3 separate regions of the Homo sapiens genome follow, and all the other regions are linked to region 3. Evidence: chromatin contacts called from ENCODE Hi-C or POLR2A ChIA-PET data. All regions are on one chromosome and are shown on one strand. The core of a region is the stretch at or near the end of the contact, and the rest is flanking DNA. Distances in the headings are between cores, read along the strand shown. Region 1 overlaps TTLL5 (tubulin tyrosine ligase like 5). Region 2 overlaps TGFB3 (transforming growth factor beta 3). Region 3 overlaps TTLL5 (tubulin tyrosine ligase like 5).

Evidence for each region. Hi-C counts contacts between places; a loop is a spot of excess contacts on that map. ChIA-PET counts read pairs that join two places held with the same protein, here RNA polymerase II (POLR2A). Pooled maps may share reads with other maps.
Region 1: a loop to region 3 is called in a map of psoas muscle, with 5 times the contacts of the local background. The contact joins two enhancer-like sites. A Hi-C loop is called at or near these places in 3 of 168 maps with a recorded cell type or tissue (OCI-LY7, gastrocnemius medialis and psoas muscle), 1 of 37 single-sample maps with no recorded cell type and 2 of 50 pooled maps. POLR2A ChIA-PET finds 5 or more read pairs at or near these places in 7 of 52 experiments (A549, OCI-LY7, PC-3 and 4 more).
Region 2: a loop to region 3 is called in a map of GM11168, with 2.0 times the contacts of the local background. The contact joins two enhancer-like sites. A Hi-C loop is called at or near these places in 42 of 168 maps with a recorded cell type or tissue (CD4-positive, alpha-beta T cell, CD8-positive, alpha-beta T cell, GM11168 and 35 more), 2 of 37 single-sample maps with no recorded cell type and 20 of 50 pooled maps. POLR2A ChIA-PET finds 5 or more read pairs at or near these places in 15 of 52 experiments (BJ, CD4-positive, alpha-beta T cell, GM12878 and 10 more).

The regions. Positions count from the first base shown.
Region 1 is chr14:75,939,892-75,943,371 of GRCh38, forward strand. All of the region lies in intron 31 of TTLL5 (tubulin tyrosine ligase like 5), which reads left to right. Among named protein-coding and RNA genes, the nearest start is that of TGFB3, 40 kb to the right of the region's middle. Within about 2 kb of position 1,383, at least 3 of the 41 ENCODE cell types and tissues checked have a DNase peak (open chromatin) inside an H3K27ac peak, as active enhancers do; they include gastrocnemius medialis and psoas muscle, where a contact is called at or near this core.
Region 2 is chr14:75,959,106-75,962,399 of GRCh38, forward strand. TGFB3 (transforming growth factor beta 3) reads right to left here. Exons shown (of 7, transcript NM_003239.5): 6 at 1,818-1,971; 7 at 1-240. The coding sequence ends at 82. Among named protein-coding and RNA genes, the nearest start is that of TGFB3, 21 kb to the right of the region's middle. RefSeq lists a silencer at 1,272-1,321. Within about 2 kb of position 1,251, at least 3 of the 41 ENCODE cell types and tissues checked have a DNase peak (open chromatin) inside an H3K27ac peak, as active enhancers do.
Region 3 is chr14:75,903,441-75,907,067 of GRCh38, forward strand. All of the region lies in intron 31 of TTLL5 (tubulin tyrosine ligase like 5), which reads left to right. Among named protein-coding and RNA genes, the nearest start is that of TGFB3, 77 kb to the right of the region's middle. Within about 2 kb of position 2,176, at least 8 of the 41 ENCODE cell types and tissues checked have a DNase peak (open chromatin) inside an H3K27ac peak, as active enhancers do; they include gastrocnemius medialis and psoas muscle, where a contact is called at or near this core.

The sequences.
Region 1 (3,480 bases), core at 133-2,632, 36 kb after region 3:
AAGCTATATAAAAATCCATTCTAATGCCCCACCAAAGATTTTCTCCAGTGAGCAGAAAACAAAAATCATTATCCTTAAATCCCAGAGGTTTGAGGCTTGTGAATAGCATAAATCAATTTATAGCTCGTAGCATTGTTTTACTCTACCACTCTTCATTACCAGAGCTCCCTATAAAGAAATTAAATCTTTTTTTTTTTTTTTTTTTTTTGAGATGGAGTCTCACTCTTGCCCAGGCTGGAGTGCAGTGGCGCGATCTCAGCTCACTGCAAGCTCCGCCTCCCAGGTTCACACCATAGGCTGTCTCAGCCTCCCGAGTAGCTGGGACTACAGGCACCCGCTACCAAGCCTGGCTAATTTTTTTGTATTTTTAGTAGAGACGGGGTTTCACCATGTTAGCCAGGATGGTCTCAATCTCCTGACCTCATGATCCACCCGCCTCGGCCTCCCAAAGTGCTGGGATTACAGGCATGAGCCACCGCGCCCGGCCGAAATTAAATCTTTTTAAGAAAGTGAAGAAACTCTTCATAAAAGAAACTCTCCTTTTAATAATTCAGCCATTTATTTTATAAATCTAGGTTTTACATGTTTATATAAAAATACACCAGATATACTCAAGTAGGTTATGCTTCGAAACTAGCATGGTAGATACATCATAGAATTAGATCCCAAGAACATTGATTTTAGTCAGCCTTAAAATTTTTAAATTTTCATAACAGGGTGGTTATTAAGTATTCTTATGCCAAAAAACCTCTGTCAAACATGTTAATCAGTCTTCCATTAGGATACTTACTATCTAAATGTAGTTACAAAAAGAAACACTTTTCACTGAATGACATTTGAAAGTCTTTCAGAGATTTATATCTCTCTATTCCGTGATAAAATGTTATCATGCCCATCTGATGGGTTTATTATAATAAAATAATCCAGAATAGGGGGAACATGGTTTTTTACAGGTTTGTGAGACTTAAGTATATCTTCAGAAATGAGTTATGTGCATTTTTCTTAGAAGAATTAGGCTTGTTGTATTAATGACTATAATTCTTTATAGTAGAATTCCTTAAAATAGCATTGTATTAAAATTATTCAACACTCATTTGCGAGTAGAAAGGAAATCTTCCCCCATAGATGGACACTTGAGCTCTTGTTGGTTTTAGCATCTGAACTGAACCAGATGCCTGCATTACTCATGAGAAATTAAAAAGGATTTCTGGGAGGCCATGAGGGCTTGGTGGTGCTGCTGTAGTCAGCGGCTCCCATGTCCCATGTGGCTGCATTGCAGAGTTCCTTGGGCTGTCTTTGCTCTGAACAAACCCCTTGCAGCTGTGCCCGGCGCCTTTGTGACAACCCAGGCAAGGTTTCATGAAATGGATCTGATGTTCTTGTGCCTGTGTTATTCATTCCAACATACTGGAGCTATGCCCAGGAAGGTGAGGGGCAGCAGGTTGGCCCACACACCCCAGCTGTCCGTTTCTACTAATGTCACTCAGGATATAAATAAATTGATTCATTCACTTCCTTTCTTATCAAACCAGAATGTTGCCAGAAGATACTACCAGGGCTGCCCAGATCAGTTGGAAAGGCCTTAGGGACAAATCTTTAAGAGGTAAACGTCTTTGCATTTAGGTAATATTTTAAATTAAGTTTTTAATTTTATTTTTCTTATTCACTTCAGACCTTGGAGGGAGAAAAATAACTTTGGTTATATGTTCATAACATTTGAGGTTTGAGCCTTCTTTATTTGTCCCATTTTCCAGATAGGAATTTTTTCTTTTTACTGTATTCTTTTTTTCTGAGACAGGTTCTTGCTGTGTTGCCCAGGCTGGTCTTGAATCCTGAACTCTTGAGCTCAAGTGATTCTCCCTCCTCAGCCTCCTAAGCTGGGATTATAGGTATGTATCACCACACCTGCCTGGCTTAGGGCCTTCTTTATTGGCAGAAAATTCATGATGAACTTTTTTTTTTTTTTTTTTTTTTTTCTGAACTGGAAAAGCTATGAGTCATAGGATTTCATAAAAATGCGGTGGCTCACACCTGTAATCCCAGCACTTTGGGAGCCGAGGCAGGCGGATCACGAGGTCAGGAGATCAAGACCATCCTGGCTAACATGGTGAAACCCATCTCTACTAAAAATACAAAAAAACTAGCCAGGTGTGTGGTGGCTGGTGCCTGTAGTCCCAGCTACTTGGGAGGCTGAGGCAGGAGAATGGCTTGAACCAGGGAGGCGGAGCTTGCAGTGAGCTGAGATCATGCCACTGCACTCCATCCTGGGCTACAGAGCAAGACTCTGTCTCAAAAAAAAAAAAAAAATGTGTATCCCTTAACCTTCAGACAGCTGATGAGTGGTAGAAGCACTGGCCTGGAAGTACAGATTGCCGCTTACCACATCAGGCCTTTTGTTGTTTGTAGAAGCCTAGTTTGTATTGTTAGTTGGAAGTCTTTTGCCACCCATAGGGTAACAGCGCTATTGATCATCAGTCAATCAACTATTTACCAAGCAGCTCTCATGTAAATATTTATAAGGCAAAATGCTGGGTGCCCTGGGTCATGTGAAAATTTGTAAGATGCGATCTCAGCACTTAAGAGTGTAGCAGTGAAAATAAGCAGTATATGCAAGACAAAGTCCCTCCCCATGTGCCTCCAAATGATAAAAGAAACAATGATTTAGATCGTTTAGGAGGGTCTCTCCACCATTCCTCTCAGGTAACTTATGCTTCCAAATGAGCACGACATGTGAATCTGCTCTTGGCTTCAATGGTTCTTCATTCCTAGGTGATTCTCATAGTGCAGTTTACCTTGGCAAATGTTGATCACAATGTCTAAAAATACTTGCATTCTCTATGGCCTAAACACAAGCCAGTCATGTTAGTTGGGTGCTAACGAAAGAACAGAAGGATGGAAGTATAAGTGTGTTTGTTGGACTCCCTGATAGTTGCCGAACTGGCATGATGTATTTTACAGGTGCTTTAAGACTTTTTAGGGTAGTTCTGAATATATTTTATGTTTGTGTTGCTTGTTGACTTTAGGACTAACATAATAAGACATAACTTCATTTATTTCATAAATGCCAAGTGAGTGTATAAAGACAGTATTATCTGTAGACATTTGGCCAAAAAAAGACAGAATTTCCAGGCCAAGCCATTAAAGCAAAAATAAAGATGGGTTAGCTACAGTGGCTGGTATTTCAAAGTCCCACAAAAAAAAGGCGGTGTCGGGGAAGAGCTGGGCTGTAGTCGTGGTCATAGAGGCAGTGAGGGAAAAATGCAGTAACATCGTTGTTCTGTATACCTCTCCTGCTCTTATGACCCCGTCACTGGATCACCAGGCAGGAGTTAGGATTGAAGTGACTCTGTACCCGAATTATGGCAGGATGTAAGGGACAATAGGCAAATCTTAAGGTGAAGAGTCTAGAGGAGACCCTTCTAGACTGGGACCCCAGAGTGCCAGCTATAGTCTCCATATGTAAGTCAACTAGAAATAAGC
Region 2 (3,294 bases), core at 1-2,500, 55 kb after region 3:
TTGTTGCTTGTGTGTTTCCCGAGGAGCGGGCAGTCAGGCAGTGGTGGTTCTCTCTCCCCTCTCTCTGTCGCACGTGGGGTCTCAGCTACATTTACAAGACTTCACCACCATGTTGGAGAGCTGCTCCACTTTGGGGGTCCTCCCAACATAGTACAGGATGGTCAGGGGCTCCAGGTCCTGGGGCACGCAGCAAGGCGAGGCAGATGCTTCAGGGTTCAGAGTGTTGTACAGTCCCAGCACCTGGGAAGGGACATGTCAGTGAGAGGTTGGAAGGCCAAGTCTCAGGCCTGGAACCCAGGAAGTCGCCCAGTTCCAGGGGCAGTCCCAGAAGCTGAGCAAGTGCTAGAATGGCCACGGGTGCTCTTTAAGAGGAACTGTTGGGGGCCGGGTGCAGTGGCTCACAGCTGTAGTCCCAGGACTTGGGAGGCAGAGGCAGGCAGATCACTTCAGGTCAGGAGTTTGAGACCAGCCTGGCCAGCATGGTGAAACCCCATCTCTACTAAAAATACAAAAAAATTAGCTGGCTGTGGTGGCAGGCGCCTGTAATCCCAGCTACTTGGGAGGCTGAGGTGGGAGGATCACCTGAATCCAGGAAGCAGAGGTTGCAGTAAGCAGAAATAGTGCCACCGCACTCCAGCCTGAGCCACAGAGTGAGTCTGTCTCAAAAAAAAGAAAAAAAAAAAAACTGTTGGAACCTGGTTTGGGTGAGTGAGTAGTTGTGTAGTTGCTGTTCATCCACAATGACAGAAGCAGAACAACTGCACTTGTTTGGGGTGATGAGTTGAAGCATATGACAGTTACTACACTGATAACGAATTATCTTGGCTTTTTTTTTTTTTTTTTTTTTTTTTTTTTGAGTCAGAGTCTCACTCTTTCACCCAGGCTGAAGTGCAGTGGTGCAATCTTGGCTCACTGCAACTTCCGCCTCCTGGGTTCAAGCGATTCTCCTGCCTCAGCCTCCCAAGTAGCTGGGATTACAAGCGCGTGCCACCACACCCGGCTAATTTTTTACATTTTTGGTAGAGACAGGGTTTCACCATGTTGGCCAGGCTGGTCTCGAACTCCTGACCTTGTGATCCACCCGCCTTGGCCTCCCAGAGTGCTGGGATTACAGGCGTGAGCCACCGTGCCCGGCCTATCTTGGCTTTTAAGAAAACACTTACATTGCTCTTCCTAGCTGGAACTGATCACTTCGGTGAGAAATGTTCTCACAAAACATTGCCTTGAGCCATTTAGTAAGTGCAGCGTGCAGGGCCCCAGACAGGATGCAGAAACAATGAGCTAGAAGGAAACATGCTTCACAAATTACTGCCCTATTTTTGATTCCCCTCAAGGGAAAGACAGACTAGTTTCAGGGGTTGTGGACTCTCGGCTATCTCACTTTCTGTTCCTAGCATTTCAAATTAGCTTCTTGTCCATCCTTGTTGTTGTCTTTCAGAGTAAGTTTTCTACATTCGAGAGGCTGGAATGATCAGAGTTCTGATAGAAGCCTTTCTACTTCAGTGTTCCTTGCCAGCCACATGCACATATCTCTGACATAGGGTAACACGTGGCAGTTAATTAATTTCTACGGTACAGAGAGCTTTGGACAAAGCAAATTAAAAAGCTGGTTGAAACTATGGTAGGAATTTAAAAGGGCAGAATGTGACTGAGTAGAACTGAGTCAGGGTGCCAAGATCAGAACCTTCACCAGAGGAATTTTACTCACCCCAGACCATCATTTGCTCACTCAACATTCAATCCTTCACTCATTCTTTTTAACAAGTGGTCTGGTCGGTCAGCCCCAGTGCCTCAGATGGCATGAGCCTGCTCCATACCGTGCTGTGGGTTGTGTCTGCACTGCGGAGGTATGGGCAAGGGCCTGAGCAGAAGTTGGCATAGTAGCCCTTAGGTTCATGGACCCACTTCCAGCCCAGATCCTGTCGGAAGTCAATGTAGAGGGGGCGCACACAGCAGTTCTCCTCCAAGTTGCTACAACAAAAAACATTTATAGAAAATCAACTTAAAACCACCAATAAAAGAAACTTCATGAATGCTCTCATATTCTCCCTTGGAGTCCTTTCATGCCATCATAGGTGGCTCTGATCAATGGAATCCCAGGTTCAAGGGCATGGGGCAGAAGAAACCAGAAAGGCACATTCATGTGTTAAAGACCAGGATCCCAAGGATGTAAGAAACAGAGATAAATGCTGCATGAGGAAGAGTAAAGAGGCAAAGGTGGCCCTGCACCCTTTTCTATCACAATACAAAGCAGTGCTATGAAGCGCTCCACATAAAACCAAGCACTGAATGTTATTAGCCAACTCAGCTTTGTTGAGGTTGGTTTTATTTTTACCCTCCTAATGTGCACCCAGACAGAAATCAATTCTAAGTTTATGCAGCTTGACTACTATAGTAGGTGACTGCTGAGACTCAATCCAAAGGCCATTTAGCCAAATAAGGCATATCCTTCTATTAGAACCGTGGTTCAACAGATCACCCAAATGTGATTATCAGGCCCCTTCAATTCTGTTGCCTACAGAGATCATTTGGCAATAATACCGCTTGCCAAGTGGACAGCTAGCCTCTGCTTTAATATCTGCTGAGACTTAGAACTTGCTACTTCCAAAGGCAGCTATTAGCCAAAATCTGGCTTCTTGTGGGTTCCAAGGGTGAACCATGGCAGACACCATTGGTTATCTATTCAATAACCATTCCTAACTCCCTTCTCCCTTGTGACATCCCATTACAGAGTCGAAAACACCAGATGCTCCTTTTCCTGTCCTCCCTTGAGAGTAGCGGTGGTCATGTGACCCAGTAATGACCCATCAGACAAGGAGAAGTATGCAGGGGGTAAGGGCAAGTTCTGGCAAAGATATTCGATTATTTATAAAAGTGACAGATGGAAGAAGAAAGCTTCTGGCTCTTCCCCTTCCCTCATTCCTTCTTGTCTTAAATGTGGACAAGGTGCCTGAAGCCCTAGCAATCACTTGTGACCATAAGGAAAAGGATGAAAAGCCAACATACTAAGCATGGCAGACTGGAAAGAGAGAAAGCCTGAGTCTTCGGTGGCATCATTAAGCAGCCAGCCCACCCTAACCCTGCTGCTACAGGCCTCTTGTGAACAAGAAATCACTATGATTAAAGTCACTGGCCAAGATCATTCGTTCCTAACTGATTCGTTCCTAACTGATAACTGATTCGTTCCTAACTGATTTGTTCCTAACTGATGGAATAAATAAATCTACATGCCAGCCTTTGTGGCAACTACCTTGCCTCTCCTATACCTTGCTGTTGAGCTGTTCCCCCAACTGA
Region 3 (3,627 bases), core at 926-3,425:
GGAAGGGGAAAAGGTTGTGAGGTAGTAGGGCCATTTTATGAGCCATGTAGGGAACTTGGTCATTGCCCTGACAGCAATAAGGAGCCATCGAGGAGTTTTAAGCAGGAGGGGGCTGGGTGGCTAGGGGTCAGGGATTGACATAATACACCTTAAAATGATTACAAGATCTCTGAGAAGCTCAGGCCAGGTACAGTGGCTCATGCCTATAATCGCAATGCTTTGGAAAGACGAGGCAGGAGGATCTCTTGAGACCAGCCTGGGCAACAAAGTGAGACCCTATCTCTACAAAAAAAAAAAGTTTTTAATTAGCCAGGTGTGGTGTGACATGCCGCTAGTCCTAGCTACTCAAGAGGCTGAGGTGGGAGGATCACTTGAGCCCAGGAATTCAAGGCTGCAGTGAGTTGTGATCCTGCCACTGTACTCTGGCCTGGGTGACAGGGCAAGACCCTACCTCTAATTTAAAAAAAAAAAAAAAAGCCAGTTACTTGACTACATCCTGGGGATAATTATATGTATCTCATAAGGCTTATAGTAAGGATTAAATGAAGCAATATATAGGGAAGGCGCTATAACTACTGTAACTACACCCGGGCCACTACTACCTCATAACCTTTTCTCTTTCCACTCCCTGCTCATGCCCCAGTTCCCAGCCACACTGATCCATGGAAGTATGATAGGAGTATAAGGATGTGTTCTCCACTGAACATTTTAGAACCTGAATTCAAGAAATACTTGATGGGTATCTATTCACCTCACTCCTCCAAAAAAAAAAAAAAGGAAAGAAAAAAAGAATTACTAGAACATGGTAGTTAACTATATTTTTAAGAAAGTAAACCTTCACCTGGGATTGTTATGAACTGCGAAGTAATGGCACAAGGGAATCATGGCCAAGTGTGAAGGATTTCTGTGAGATACCCTATGAGAACCCCTTTGGCTCTTCAAGTTTGCTTCTGCTGGAGAAGTTCACAAACCCAAGGAGTTCCCTGACTATACTTCATTTGCGTGTCTGATTGATAAATTAAGTGTTGAATTGAACTTTGCATGCACTCCAGCTGAGCCAGTTGGAAACTTGGGTGGTCAGGTGGGTCATACTTGCAGCATCTTGACCGTGAATTACTGTTTACTGACTCTTGGTAACGTTATTTAGAAGATTTTGTGGCACTCATACTGAACTTGGTGTCAGTATGAAACCACAGAGCAAGAAGAAGAAGTTGTATTTCTTCCTGGCTTCTCATAGTGACCTTTCCCTGCTAATTCTACTTTATGGTAACAAGCAGATCATTCTTCTTCATTGTTTAGGTAGTTTATTACTTACTGCTTTTGTCACCAATAGGCTCTGGGCCTCTGAACTTTTCGAATTTGTTTCTACTCTGATTTTTCTGGTGTTCCTGATCGTTAGTTAAAGAAACACTGAGGTGCATGATATAGTAAGCTTCAGGCATTTTCTATACTTCCCAATGAACATTTTACCTTCACAGCATTAGTAACTAAATCTGTTACAGTTATTTGTACAACTAGTAAGTAACTGCCAGGCACACCAACATTTGAACTGAAAATCATTTGCTTTCTGTATTACAAGTAGATTTAAAGCAGTTCTATCCTAGGGGTTCAGAAGGATATCCTACAAAAAGGAGATTAGGTTCCTAGTAGCAACATTTTTCTGTAAACCCACAAGAAAGAAGAACAACTCTCATAATAAGTCTAAAAGTTTACACCTCTCCCTGAGACCTGGGAAGCGTGTGCCTATGTAGGAATCCCTAAACCATCTTTGAAAGGTATTTAGCCCATCTGGTCCAGTTAATTCAATCCGTTAAACATGATATTGAGTCCAAGACTATAGCAGAAGTCTGTTTTCTAGTTCCTTAATTCTTCCTGTAAGTCTTGCCTGCCAGGCTTTCGGCTGTGTGACTGTTCTCTCGCAGTCTGAATGAGATAGTGATTCGTCCCAGGGCACTGTTGAAAAACAACTCAGAGTCCTTTCCTATAGATGGTGGCTTAATGGCATTCTTGGTATTATGAACATTAAATGAGATAGTGAATTGAAAGCTCTTAGCAGAGTACCTGGAGTACTCCATGAATGTGGTTTTTCCTTGACTTACCAACCTCAGGCTTTATATTAGTAGTTTGCTGTGGAAGGGAAGTTTTAGAGTCAGCAAATTTGGAAACTTGAGAAGGAAGCTGGAGTGAGAGCTCTTGGCCCAAAGCCAAAGTCGTTGGCCTTCCTTCTTTATAACTGTGGTGTTCTTCTTGAGTTCTGAGGTGGTGATGGTAAACTAAAATAGCAGAGAGCAACAGATTAGATAACTGACATTTCTCTCATGCTGATTTGATAATGTAAACTACCATTACTGTAGGAGTCTGAAGCCGCAGCAGCTGCCCTCATCCCTGCCCCTTAGCTTCTGCCTAAGCCTTTCCTGTTCTGGAGCCCAACCTCTCCCTCCTTTTATTTTTAAGCTCTTAGTAGTCTGCAATTGGTGGAAGGGACCTTACCACCTTTAGAAAATCAATGATGGATTTCATGTGCAAGCAGTGAGCAGTGTCCTTATTAAATGTTCGTTGTTTCTGGCCCTAGTAAAATGTACTATAGCTTTGTGCTTTTTGGATGGGGATGGGGCAACAGCACATCAGTGTGACTCTGACTGCCCACTTCGTTGGGTCCCTGAGACAACAAGAGAAAGGAACATTACTATATAGTAAACCCTGTGGAGCCAAAACCCTAAGGATCTAGATGTCACTTTAACTTTCAAGCAAAATTACTTGCCTGGCAGCTCTCAACAGAATGGCCTATTTTCATGATCAGATTCTTACTCTTTTCACCACGTGTTGTATAGTTTTTGGAGCTCCTGGGTGGATCTGGAGTACAGTCACATAAAACCCCTGATTGCTCCCCAGATTTTCTTTCCAGAGCCAGAGGGGTAAGAATTTGGGTTGATCACCCACTTTTACGCTGTTCAAAAGCAAAAGAGAGACTGTGAATTGGAATTTGACAGGAAGTGGGGTGGCGTTATCTGGGGGAACGGTGATCCCCTTAACCTAGTTTCAGATTTTACCTTGTGTCCTTTGGGCCAAAATCAAATGTAGTGTTAAGTAGAGATACTTTTTTCCATTTTTCAGGATCTTTGGATACTCCCCAAGTTATTTTCGCCACATCCAAACCCTTGCCCACACAATCTGAAGCCCTTGCTACAGTTATAGGACAGAGAAAATCAAAGTCGGTGAAGTCAGGGCCAATTTAAGGTAACGGTAAGAATAAGAGCATATTTTTATCATTTTCACTTGCTGACTTTATACTACAGCAAGAGACTTAGTGGCTACCAAAAGAAGTTCTAGCTTCTCAAAATGACAGTGAAGTTGGGGCTTTATAAACCAAAACTTAGAAGGATGCTCCCAAACTGGGTCAAAGTTGAGCTCCAAATAGTTTGCTCCTATAATGGTCTACCAGTAGGTGGCGCTGTGGCAGTAAGAACTTTCTCTACTATTACTAGAGGCTTTTGTTTAAAAATACGAGGATTTTAAGACAATTCAAATAAAGAAACTAAAACCATAATTGAGTTATCACAAAGTATAACATAATATATGGGAAAACATGATATTTGAAGGTAAAGTTGCAGTAGTTGCAAAAGAGAA